Linked DNA regions of Homo sapiens: region 2 is linked to region 1. Evidence: chromatin contacts called from ENCODE Hi-C or POLR2A ChIA-PET data. All regions are on one chromosome and are shown on one strand. The core of a region is the stretch at or near the end of the contact, and the rest is flanking DNA. Distances in the headings are between cores, read along the strand shown. Region 1 has its middle 69 kb from the start of TNFRSF11A. Region 2 overlaps BCL2 (BCL2 apoptosis regulator).

What was found. Hi-C counts contacts between places; a loop is a spot of excess contacts on that map. ChIA-PET counts read pairs that join two places held with the same protein, here RNA polymerase II (POLR2A).
Region 2: a loop to region 1 is called in a map of CD8-positive, alpha-beta T cell, with 12 times the contacts of the local background. The contact joins two enhancer-like sites. A Hi-C loop is called at or near these places in 1 of 168 maps with a recorded cell type or tissue (CD8-positive, alpha-beta T cell). POLR2A ChIA-PET finds 5 or more read pairs at or near these places in 1 of 52 experiments (HEK293).

The regions. Positions count from the first base shown.
Region 1 is chr18:62,391,544-62,397,006 of GRCh38, forward strand. No RefSeq gene overlaps it. Among named protein-coding and RNA genes, the nearest start is that of TNFRSF11A, 69 kb to the left of the region's middle. Within about 2 kb of position 3,033, at least 2 of the 41 ENCODE cell types and tissues checked have a DNase peak (open chromatin) inside an H3K27ac peak, as active enhancers do.
Region 2 is chr18:63,255,858-63,261,683 of GRCh38, forward strand. The region is part of intron 2 of BCL2 (BCL2 apoptosis regulator); the gene reads right to left. Among named protein-coding and RNA genes, the nearest start is that of BCL2, 61 kb to the right of the region's middle. Within about 2 kb of position 3,335, at least 6 of the 41 ENCODE cell types and tissues checked have a DNase peak (open chromatin) inside an H3K27ac peak, as active enhancers do.

The sequences.
Region 1 (5,463 bases), core at 1,783-4,282:
GTGGCTTTCTTTTCAGTCTGTGACTGAATACCTTCTCGTGTGCTTATTTGGCTATCTTTGTCTCTTATTTGATGAAGTATGTTCAAATCTTTTGCTCATTTTTTTTCTTTCTTTTTGTGAGATAGGGTCTTGCTCTGTCACCGAGGCTGGAGTGCAATGGTGTGATCACAGCTCACTGAAGCCTCGATTTCCCAGGCTCAAATGATCCTCCTACCTCAGACTCCTGGATAGCTGGGCCTAGATATGTGCTACCGTGCCCAGCTAACTTTTTAATTTTTCTGTAGTGAGAGGGTCTTGCTATGTCATCCAGGCTGGTTTCAAATTCCTGACCTCAAGCAATCCTCCCACTCTGGCCTCCAAAGAGCTGGGATTGTTTGTTTTTAATTGTTTTCTTATTGAGTTTTGAAAGTTCTTTATATATTCTGGAAAGTGGAATAAGCATGTTTAAAGTTTTTAGAGCATTTCTGTAAGTATCTGTTATGATTAGAAAAAAATGAAGACATAATTTTTCATTTTTTAAAAAATTATGTTTCAGGAGATGTACACCAGTAGTGTTTATTCAGAGTACATTTTTCCACATTTACACAGTGGGACTCCCAATGTCAGGGCCCAGTTCTGAGCTGCCATGTCCTAGAATTGTCCTATATCCTTATGGAATGCAGCAGTCACCCTCCTAGGGGCCCATTCTCCCGTGGAAACTGAGTTTTGTAACACACATGCTGATATAAATGTGTTTTATTGGTCGGGGAACTGTGAAATGTCTTTCTTTTTTTTTTTTTTTTTTTTTGAGACAGAGTCTTGCTCTGTCGCCAGGCTGGAGTGCAGTGGCATGATCTCGGCTCACTGCAACCTCTGCCTCCCATGTTCAAGGGATTCTCCTGCCTCAGCCTCCCCAGTAACTGGGACTACAGGAACCCACCACCACGTCCAGCTAATTTTCGTATTTTTAGTAGAGACGGAGTTTCACCCTGTTGGCCAGGATGGTCTTGATCTCTTGACCTCGTTATTCACCACCTCAGCCTCCCAAAGTGCTGGGATTACAGGTGTGAGCCACCGTGCCCAGCCCATGAAATGTCTTTCTATTGATATTTTCTGATTATTTTATATATTAAGGAGAATATTATAATGAGTGCTGGGTGAGGGAAAAAATAAAAACAGAGTGCAAATGCCATCATCCTCTATGCCTGGCAAGGGAGACAGCAAGCATCCCCGGGACAGATTTTGTTGGCATGAGGAAAGTTGTTTAATCACATCAGTGTAAGTCCAGTTGGTTTGTGTTGGTCTGGTAAATATCATATGGTAAATATCTGTTTGTTGTGACCAGAGCACAACAAACATGCCTCTGCAGTTGTCCCTTAGTCCACAGAGCCTGTGCTGGGTGACAAGAAAGGCCCCAAGAGGGTCAACAACTGGGAGCTTCTCTGAAGGATTAAGATTCCCCAGCAGGGAAGGATACCCAGGGTGCTAAAGGTGCACCTGGGCTGATGGCCTGACGTGGAAGGTTTGTGGGAGAGATTTGGGGCTGGACAAGTGGATGCTCCTGCACATCCAGCCGCCTCTGACTCAGCTCTGGAGACAAAGGCAGAGCATGTGAGTGAGGGAGGTCTGATTTTAACCCTGAAGCCCAAGCCTCCCCTCGGGGGTAGAGAAGTATGTGTATGCATAAGACCAGTGCCCAGCAGTGAGCAGAGGCCATGACTGAGGCAGGAGACAGGGACTGTAGTCCCTTCAGGCTACTGAAGTCACTAGCCTTCCTCACCCTCTCTGGGGCATTTGGAAGGAGAATGTGTCTGCTTTGGACCAAGTAAGATGTTGGAGTTTGTAGACGACTGGTGGGGGAGGCTTCAAATGTGAGCAGTTTGACATATGGGAGCTCCAGCTATTAATATTAATTGGAAAAATGATGAGCTGTGACTGTGTTTATACTTGCAGCTAGTGAAGCCGACTATGCCAGAGACAGGCAGATGTTGGGAAAAAAGGAATCAGGGCATTATGAACCTTACCCGAACCAGCCTTCCCAAGAGCAGGTACTCTTGAAAATATAAAACTCCAGTCGAATTTCATCAGCCTTCACATAAAACTTCACGGCTCTCTGTTGTTCGTGGAATACAGACCAAAGGCTTTCAGATGGTCCTCATGGCTCCCCACCCTCCAGCCTCATCTCACGCTACTCTCCCCACCTCCAGCTGCACTGGTCTCTCCAGTGCACACACTGCCTACCTTGGGGGCTTTGCACATGTGATTTTCTCTGACTGCAGCATTCTTCCTGGTTTTTCCCTTGGTTAGATCCAATTCACCTCTCAGTTCAAACAGCACTTCCTCAGGGCAGCATTTCCTAACTGCCCTTTCTCCCTGAGACCAGACTGGTCCCCTTTTTAGGGGTGCTTAGAGATGCTGGAACTTATCCTTTGTGGCATTATTCCAGCTTGTAATGATAAATTTATTTTAGAATTTGAATAGGACCTGTCTCACCACCACACACACACGCACACACACACACGCACACACACACACGCACACACACACACGCACACACGCCACTGTATCCAGCAGGCAGCATGATTCCTGGCATATGTGGATGCTCAAGAAACATGTGCTGAATGAGTGAATGCAGGTGATATGCCCTGAACCCTCAGGAACACCCTTAAACCTCACTGCCTCGCCGTCATCCCAACTTCCTTACTGCGTTTTCACACGCTGACCAAAGTCCAGACAAGGCTACTATGTCCAAAGGAGAGATTTCAAAGCAGAATTCATAAGGCAAGCTAAAGGAAACAAAACTGAAGAAGCGATTTCATACAGGTGAGCCCAAGGCAATACCCTGTGAAGAAGCAACAGCACATGGTAGACTGAAATATGAGATTGTTTAGAAATTCCTTCAAGAAAAGCAAAATCTTGAGCTGACAAGATCAAGAACTCATGCTCATATCTGGGTTCCCAAAGGAAGCAGGAAAAATAAGAACCTCTAACAATGCCTTAGGGAGTCAAGGAAAATGAAACTGGCTGGGTGCGGTGGCTCACGCCTGTAATTCCAACACTTTGGGAGGCAGAGATGGGCAGATGGCTTGAGGTCAGGAGTTCGAGACCTGCCCACGGTTAGGATGACTTTGTGGATAGGCGGTCATGTTTATATCTAGTAATTTTTGCTTCCTCCAAGGCATTCTGCTTTCAGCTGTAAAAAAATGCTATGAACTAGAGTTAAACTGATTTGGATAGGCAGAGTCAATGACGGAAATATTCTTTTCATACCACAAATCTTTTCATTAGAATCAGATTTAGTCCCAAATTAAATAGTAAGTCATAGAACTTTGCATTGAAAACTTTATATCTATGATGGTTAATTTTATGTATAAATATGACTAAGCCACAGGATGTCCAGATATCTGGTTAAACATTATTTCTGCCTCTATGAAGAGACACACATTTGAATCAGTAGACAGAGTAAAGAAGACCCACCCTCACCAGTGTGCAGGCATCATCCAGTTCGTTGAGGGCCAAATACAATAAAAAGACAGAGGAAGGTTGAATTTTCCTCTCTGCCTGACAACTTGAGCTGGGACATCCATGGATTCTGTCTTACCCTCTGTGCACCTTGTTCTCAGGCCTTCAGACTTGGACTGAAGTTTATACCATCAGCCCTCTGGTTCTGAGGCCTTTGAACTACACCAACAGCTTTCCAGACAACAGATCTCCAACTTGCAATAGATCATAGGACTTCTTGGCCTCCATAATTGCACGAACCAATTCCTTATCATTAATAACTCAATCAATCTCTCTATATATGTGATGGTTAATACTGAGTGTCAACTTGGTTGGATTGAAGAATGCAAAGTATTGATTCTGGGTGTATCTGTGAGGGTGTTGCCAAAGGAGATTAACATTTGAGTCAGTGGACTGGGAGAGGCAGACTCACCCTCAATCTGGGTGGGGACCATCTAATCAGCTGCCAGCACAGCTAGAATATAAAGCAGGCAGAAAAACATGAAAAGACTAGACTGGCCTAGCTTCCCAGCCTACATCTTTCTCCCATGCTGGATGCTTCCTGCCCTTGAACGTCAGACTCCAAGTTCTTCAGTTTTGGGACTCGGACTGGCTCTCCTTTCTCCTCAGCTTGCAGACGGCCTGTTGTGGGACCTTGTGATTGGGTGAGTTAATACTTAATAAACTCCCTTTTATATATTTGTCTATCCTATTAGTTCTGTCCCTCTAGAGACCCCTAATACATTATATATTACATATATACATATAAATACATATATAATACATATAAAATATCTATCTCTATGTATGTATATTTCTCTATATACATATATTTATATGTGTGTGTATATATATGCATGTGTGTATATATATATATACACACATGTATCTACATGTATATATATGCACACACACATCTATCTATAGATCTACCTCTCTCTTTCTTTCTCTATCTATGGTTCTATTTCTCTGGAGAACTCTAACATTACATCCTTAGATTGTAACTTGTTGGCGCTATGCCCCCAAAGAGATTCCTTTCTGTGATAAGATGACACTGGTTATCCTTTTTTAGCACCTAGAGCAAGTGCAAATACGTGTGCAATGTCAGAAGGATGGGCAGCCCACTCAGTAGCTGATGGGCATTTGTCCATTATTGCTGCCAGGCCCTGTGGATCTGTGTTCATGACCATATGTTCATTATAAATAATGAAATCACCATCATGACATGGCTGAGAGATCTTTAAACCTGAACAAACAATTACAAATACAAACCCACACACACCATGTCTGAGCATCCATGGATGGTGTGGACAATGAGCAGGCATCCATGGACTAGAGGACATTCACCAAGAGGGACAGATGGTGACCACTGTTCTTCAAGAACACTACAGTCAGTCATAGGCCCTGTCACCCAAGCCACTTCTGTTTCCTGCTCAGAGAAAAGCAGCTACAGTGTAGCACCTGGGCTAGTTATTTGAAAAGCAAAGGAGTCACTCCCCCTTTGCTCCACTTGCCCGCCTTCCCCATGCTTATTTCCCTTAAGAGTTTTAATGAAAGGTTATTCAACATCAGCATACGCAGAGAGTCACAAAATGACTCATTTTAAAATACATCACTTTATTGAGTCAGTATCATGTACATGAGGGAAGGTTCACCTTTTTACATCTACAGTTCTATGAATTCTGACAAATGCATGTAGTCATGCAACCACCACCACAATCACGACATAGACCATCTCCATCACTGTAAAATGTTCCTTCCTGCTCCTTTGTAGTCAATTGTCTTCCCCACCTGAGCCCCTGGCAACAACTGATCTGTTCTCTATCCCTATAGCTTGGCCTTTCCCAGAATGTCACATAAACGGAATCATACTGTATGTAGTTGTTTGGATCTGGCTTCTTTCACTTAGCATAATGGCATGTTTTTGCATGTATCACTTGCTTGTTCCTTTTTATTGCTAAATAGTGTTTTTTTTTCTTTGCC
Region 2 (5,826 bases), core at 2,085-4,584, 860 kb after region 1:
ACCAAAAAAAAAAAAGTAAGAAATTAATTTTCTTCTTATCTGAAGGGATTTCACAAAACTTCCTATTAAAGCATTAACATTCTGAAAACTGAATTCAATTCAATGTGGCAAGGGTATGACTGATAACCAATCTTAATCCCAATCTCTTCTTCCTTAAGGAGAGAAAGAATTTTACCTGATGGTTAATTAATCAAATATAGTCGATGGGATACATTTAGTCAATAATATTCCATTTTAGACTTAGTTTAGTCAGAGAAGATTAGAAAAATGGTGTCATTGTGCATTGGTTGAATGCTTAAGTTTTACTAGTTATATTACCTCAAGCTGGTAAAATATATATGGGAAGACAACATTATGGAAAAAAATTATTATTATTTGAGACCGAGTCTCGCTCTGTCACCCAGGCTCAAGTACAGTGGTGTGATCTCAGCTCACTGCAACCTCCACCTTCCAGGTTCAAGCGATTCTTCTGCCACAGCTTCCTAAGTAACTGGGACTACAGGTGTGCACCACCACACCCAGCTAATTTTTGTGTTTTTAGTACAGACGGGGTTTCACCATGTTGGCCAGGCTGGTCTTGAACTTCCGACCTCGAGTGATCTGCCCGCCTTGACCTCCCAAAGTGCTGGGATTACAGGCGTGAGCCACCATGCCCGGCCAACTTTATGGTAATAAATTAAGACAGTGAAAGCGTGACTTACTCAAGGGCTACATATATAAAGGTGACAGATCTGTATGTATCTACTTAAATTCATGCCCAACACAGCACATGTTGGGCAAGAATTTGTGAGCTAGCTCAGCTTACAAATGGCTTAGACTAGGGGCATGTGGCAAGGGGTATGGGGTTCTACTTACAGTTTAGGGTCACAAAATAGGGCGATCCAACTCTCCCACTTCACACAAAGCCTGCCCCCTTCTCCTGCACATCTTCCATACCAGGTCCTAATCAATCAACCTAACCATCTACAGAGTAAGCAGAGTCATTAACAGTATGTTCTACTCTATTAAAACCAGACACATGGCCACTAAACAAGGTTGATCTAGGACAACCATTCCATTCAGAATGTTTTCACCAGTCTATGCCAAATGGGAAAAATGAGGGAAAGTAATGAGTTCTTTGAAAGTTAAATTCATTCAAAATTTTTAAAATTGTGTAACTTATTCCAAGGTTATGTCCTTACTATTTTGTTTTTCATGTTAAATGTTCTTATTTTACCAGTGAGAGTAAATAATAGCTGATTTATTAATATCCCATTCTGGCAAAATAAAAAGTTAGCATCTCTGTATTGGTCTTTAAAAAAAAGAAATGAAAAGCATTGAAATCCAAAGTTTGGCTAGCACTACCTTAGAATGGCTTACCTGTTGCTAAAAACTCACAGAGAGACCCATGCGGCTACTGTGTCATGTGATCAAACATTTATAAGACACAAAGCCTCATTTCAATATGTAATGCCAAAGGACATCAAGAAAAACGAATAGACAGTTTCCCAATTCAGAGCAAGCAAAGTATGCTGCCATCTAAAATCAAATAAATGTAGATTCTAAAGTACTAAACAAACAGAAATTATGCTGTCATTTTTCAAATGGTATAAAGTATTTTAATTAAAACCCAGAGGGCATGCAAAGGTATAATAATCCAGGAGACAGAGTCACGATAACACTGTTTATTGGTTTTCAACTTTCAGATCCTATCAATAGAAGCTGTAGACAAATATCCATTCTTCGTCTGAGGACAAATGACAGAGGATTTAACCATTCAGGGAACTGAAAAGAACACGGATGGCATCAAGCTTGGCCCTAGCTGACAGAGGCTCAGAGGTAGAAGATGGGAGCCGAAAGAGTGAATGCTTTCATTTTTTAAATGAGTAATTAAGTGATGCTCTCTAAGGTCAACAGAATGAGAAATGAGGTTTCCAAGAATTTGTTTGAGAAATAAGCAATGTCCTTTAAGTGGAGGGACGGAGCATGGAGAGGGAAGAGGTCTGAGAGAAGACACAGACGAGGCTGAATCAGGGAGAGAAACCCCATTGACTATAAAAGGAAGGCAATAAACTGAGAAAGAGTAGTGTTATGGGTCGAATTATGTCCCCTCAAAAGATATGTTCAAGTCCCCAGTACCTGTAAATGTGACTTAATTTGGAAACACGGTCTTTGTAAATGTAATCAAGTTAAGAGGAGGTCGTTAGGGTGGGCTCTAACCCAATAGGACTGCGTCCTTATAGGCAGAGGAAAATGCCATGTGAGGAGGGACACACAGGGACACAGAGGGCAAGCTAAGGACCGATGGCACTTCCAGGAGCTGGAAGAGGTGGGGGGTGGATCCCCCTGAGCCTTCAGAACAAGTGTGGCCATGCTGGCACCTTGATTACAGACTTCCAGCCCTCAGAACTATGAGATAATAAATTTCTATTGTTTTAAGCCACCCAGTTTACGGTATTTTGTCACAGCAGCCCTAGAAAACTAGTACAAATGGTACTACCATATATTATTTAAAGATATGAAGGTAGCCACCCAAAGAACTTTCAACAAAGCTGGGAGGGTTCAAAGGTGTTTCCTCTGGAAAGTGGGACCAAGGAAGGACAGGACCCAGGCAGGGCTGTTATTTTTTATTAAAAGCCTTCTGTGTTATTTGGCTTTTTAACCACACAGATGTCACTCTGATCATCTTTTAAAAAGTATAAAATATCTATGTGATGTTATCAGAACAAAACCTGGCCAGCTTTCTTCATAGTGGATGACAAACTCTGAGGATTGATAGCCACCTCCTCCACTTGTTCTCTGGCGTTGCCCTCCGGTCCCCCAGATCCCTATACACGGTCTCCGGCTTCAGGGGGAGCAGAGCCGAGTTGGGAGGGCATTGGCCTGGACCTCAAAGTAGCCTAAATGTCTTGGCACGTTTTGTTCACATGCCTACCATCTCCATCTCAAAATCAAACACAAATTATTTTTGGACTTTTTACGGGTTTGCGTCATCGATGATGGTGATTTTCTCTATTGACTTGGATGATTAAGAACCGACTAAAGGGAAAACAGAGAACAGTGGTGAGCTTGTCACTGGCTTCCTTTGTAGATAAAAATGCAAAACAATGCCTGACAAAGATTTCAGTAATTATGTTACATATGATCAGAAAACCTCACAATAGAGCTTCACCACAAACATTTGTTCATCACATTTTATTGAACCCATAAAAAGACATTCTAAGTGCTCCCCATGGCCCAGATGGAGGATCTTCGCACTGTGGTGCAGGCTGTGACTTCCCTGGCCGTCAGAAGTCCCATGCCCTTTGCTCACTCTAAGAAGAATGTTCACATTGAGCCCTGCAGCCTGTAATGTGGCAAAATGTTGCTGTCACCTCCCACATGAACAGGGCTATTGATGACTGTGGGGGCCTAGTGCAAAGGCACCAGCCCCCATCACAGAAAGAAAGCGGGCAGCGTGTAAGTGTCCCAAGCATGGCCCCGAGAGAAAAGCAGAATGCAAAAGGCAAACGCAGTTTGCATGCACGCAGGGCTTCGCTGAGGTCTATTTGTACCCGGCTCCCCATGGCAGCTGGGGAGCACCTTGCCGTTGGTTGGCACTGAAGCAGTGCCAGGTGGGTGAAAGCTGAATGAAATGTCTAACAGCTATCATATGGATGAACACGCAGGAAGCAGAACAAAGGAGCAGCATTTTATCAGCAGCAGAATCCTGATGGCAGTCATTGCCCAAGGGGAAACCGTTTGCTTTTATTTTCATCCTGGCCTTCAGTTTCCCTGGGTAACACCTTCCAGCCATCCCAGTGGTTACCTTACCCACCTACGTGGTTATCAGACGTCTAGACTCAGCCAGGTGTTTTCCCATTCCATATTGCAGGGGGCAAGGTCACCTCGGAATGGACTTCCAAAGGCAGGTGGGAATTACGCCAATGAGAAAGCAAGTCACAATTCAAATACTCGCTGTATGTGGGAATCTATATTGAACAGAAAGAATAAAATGACTCCATTTTTATTCTGTGAACTCTCCCTTCCAGACCCTCATACAGAAGAGAGTGTGGATCCATTTAAGGCTGACTACATTCAATTGCACACATCTGCTTTCTAATTGTCTCAGTTACCATTCTCCACAGCTGGCCTTTTCTCCGTTTTTGCTTTTAAAACATCACCTCTCAACATATTGTGAGGAAGACCAAACCCTTAGACTCAGATGTTCCAGAAACCTGATCTATTAGTTGTGTTTTGAACACGTCTGGCTACTTTTCATCTGCTTTTTTTTTTCTTGGTCACATGAACACTGCTGTAAACAAATTCTGTAGTTTGAGTTATGATATCCATCAGAAAAGCCTAACAACACTGTAGCCTTCACTACAATGCATAAGCATGAAACACCTAATTTTCCTCATTCCATACATACACACACATGCATGCACATGTACACGCACACACACAGCAATGTATCATTTGAAAACGGAGGCATAGTTCCCTAGCAACATAACCAAAAACATGGCAATATCTTTTGGATCTCCAAGTTCTGGATTTATTATGTAAATTGTTTGAGGCTCATGATTGAAGGCTTCAAGATCTCATTTTATCAAAAAAGATCTTAGCAGTTACTAGTCCATAGAACTTTCCCTGACAGCAGGGTACCTCTGCAAGGAGCTGCCCTGTCCATGAGCCAGGCACGCCCTGGTCAGCAGGGGCGGACGATAGCACAGACAGCAAAGGGCCAACCAGGCCAGAACAGTGCCTTAATCCCTAGGAATAAACATAACCCAACTTCTTAAGGGTCAGGTTCGTTACTAATGAGGCTCTGCGTTATGAAACAAACTCACGAGAGAAAGGTGATATCTAGCCAATTGATTTTAAAAATGGAAAAAAAAAAGTGGCCCATGTCTTCTCCTATTCTCCTGGCAGATAACGGGGGTAGATGAAGTGGGAGAAATAAGAGGAACAATAACTCCTTCAAAAAGAAGAAATAAAATGAAAAAGAAAAACAAACATGAGCTGGATCAGGAAAAAAAATAGGGCAAAACAAGCAGAAATGATCTTTAGATAAGAACAGTATTACATAAAACAGCACCCATAATATGTTAAAGCCACTCTGCAGTACAAATCACTTTTCCACAAAGAATTAAAAGAAGAAGAACAAATACAAAAATCAATTAAGGTCCAGGGAAGGGCTCCATTCCTTCTCGAGGGGCTGCTTCTTATCCAAACACTGGCTGATTCATGCAGGTACTGCCAGGCTGCCTCAGAGAGGGTATTTTTTATTTCTGCTTGACTTTGTCCATAGAGTGATTTTCCCATTTTAGTTTGCAAGGAAAGGTTAAGCAGGAGGAGTAGAATGTTATTCCACTTAGAAAAGAATCCAACCCATCCCAGGGCCTCAGGCTCAGTGCTTCCCTTTGGTGAACTAGTTTTCCAAGAGCCGACAACTAGCTGCTTGGTTGTGAGTGACATGAAACACTGCCCTTCCTCTCCTGGAGGAAGAAACCATCAGCATCCTTCCAACTGCTCCCACTGGGAACAAGGCAGATGGAAGAAGACCAGCACGATGCTTGATCCATAGGGAGCACGAACTAGATATTCACTGAAGGAGTAAGGAGCAAGAAATAGATCTCTGACCCAAAGTGATAAAACACCAAAGCCAACTGCTCATTTCATTAGCTGCAAGAGAGCCATGCAGGGCAGCCTTTCCTCCCATAAGACAACTCAGCGTGGAGTTGTTGAATGAATAGGAAAAAGGGAGAGCTTTGAAACTCACATAGAAATAAAAACGGTCTTAGGGGATAAACCATATTTATATTATACTACCTACGCCATTTAAGGAATGTGGTTATACATTTTCTG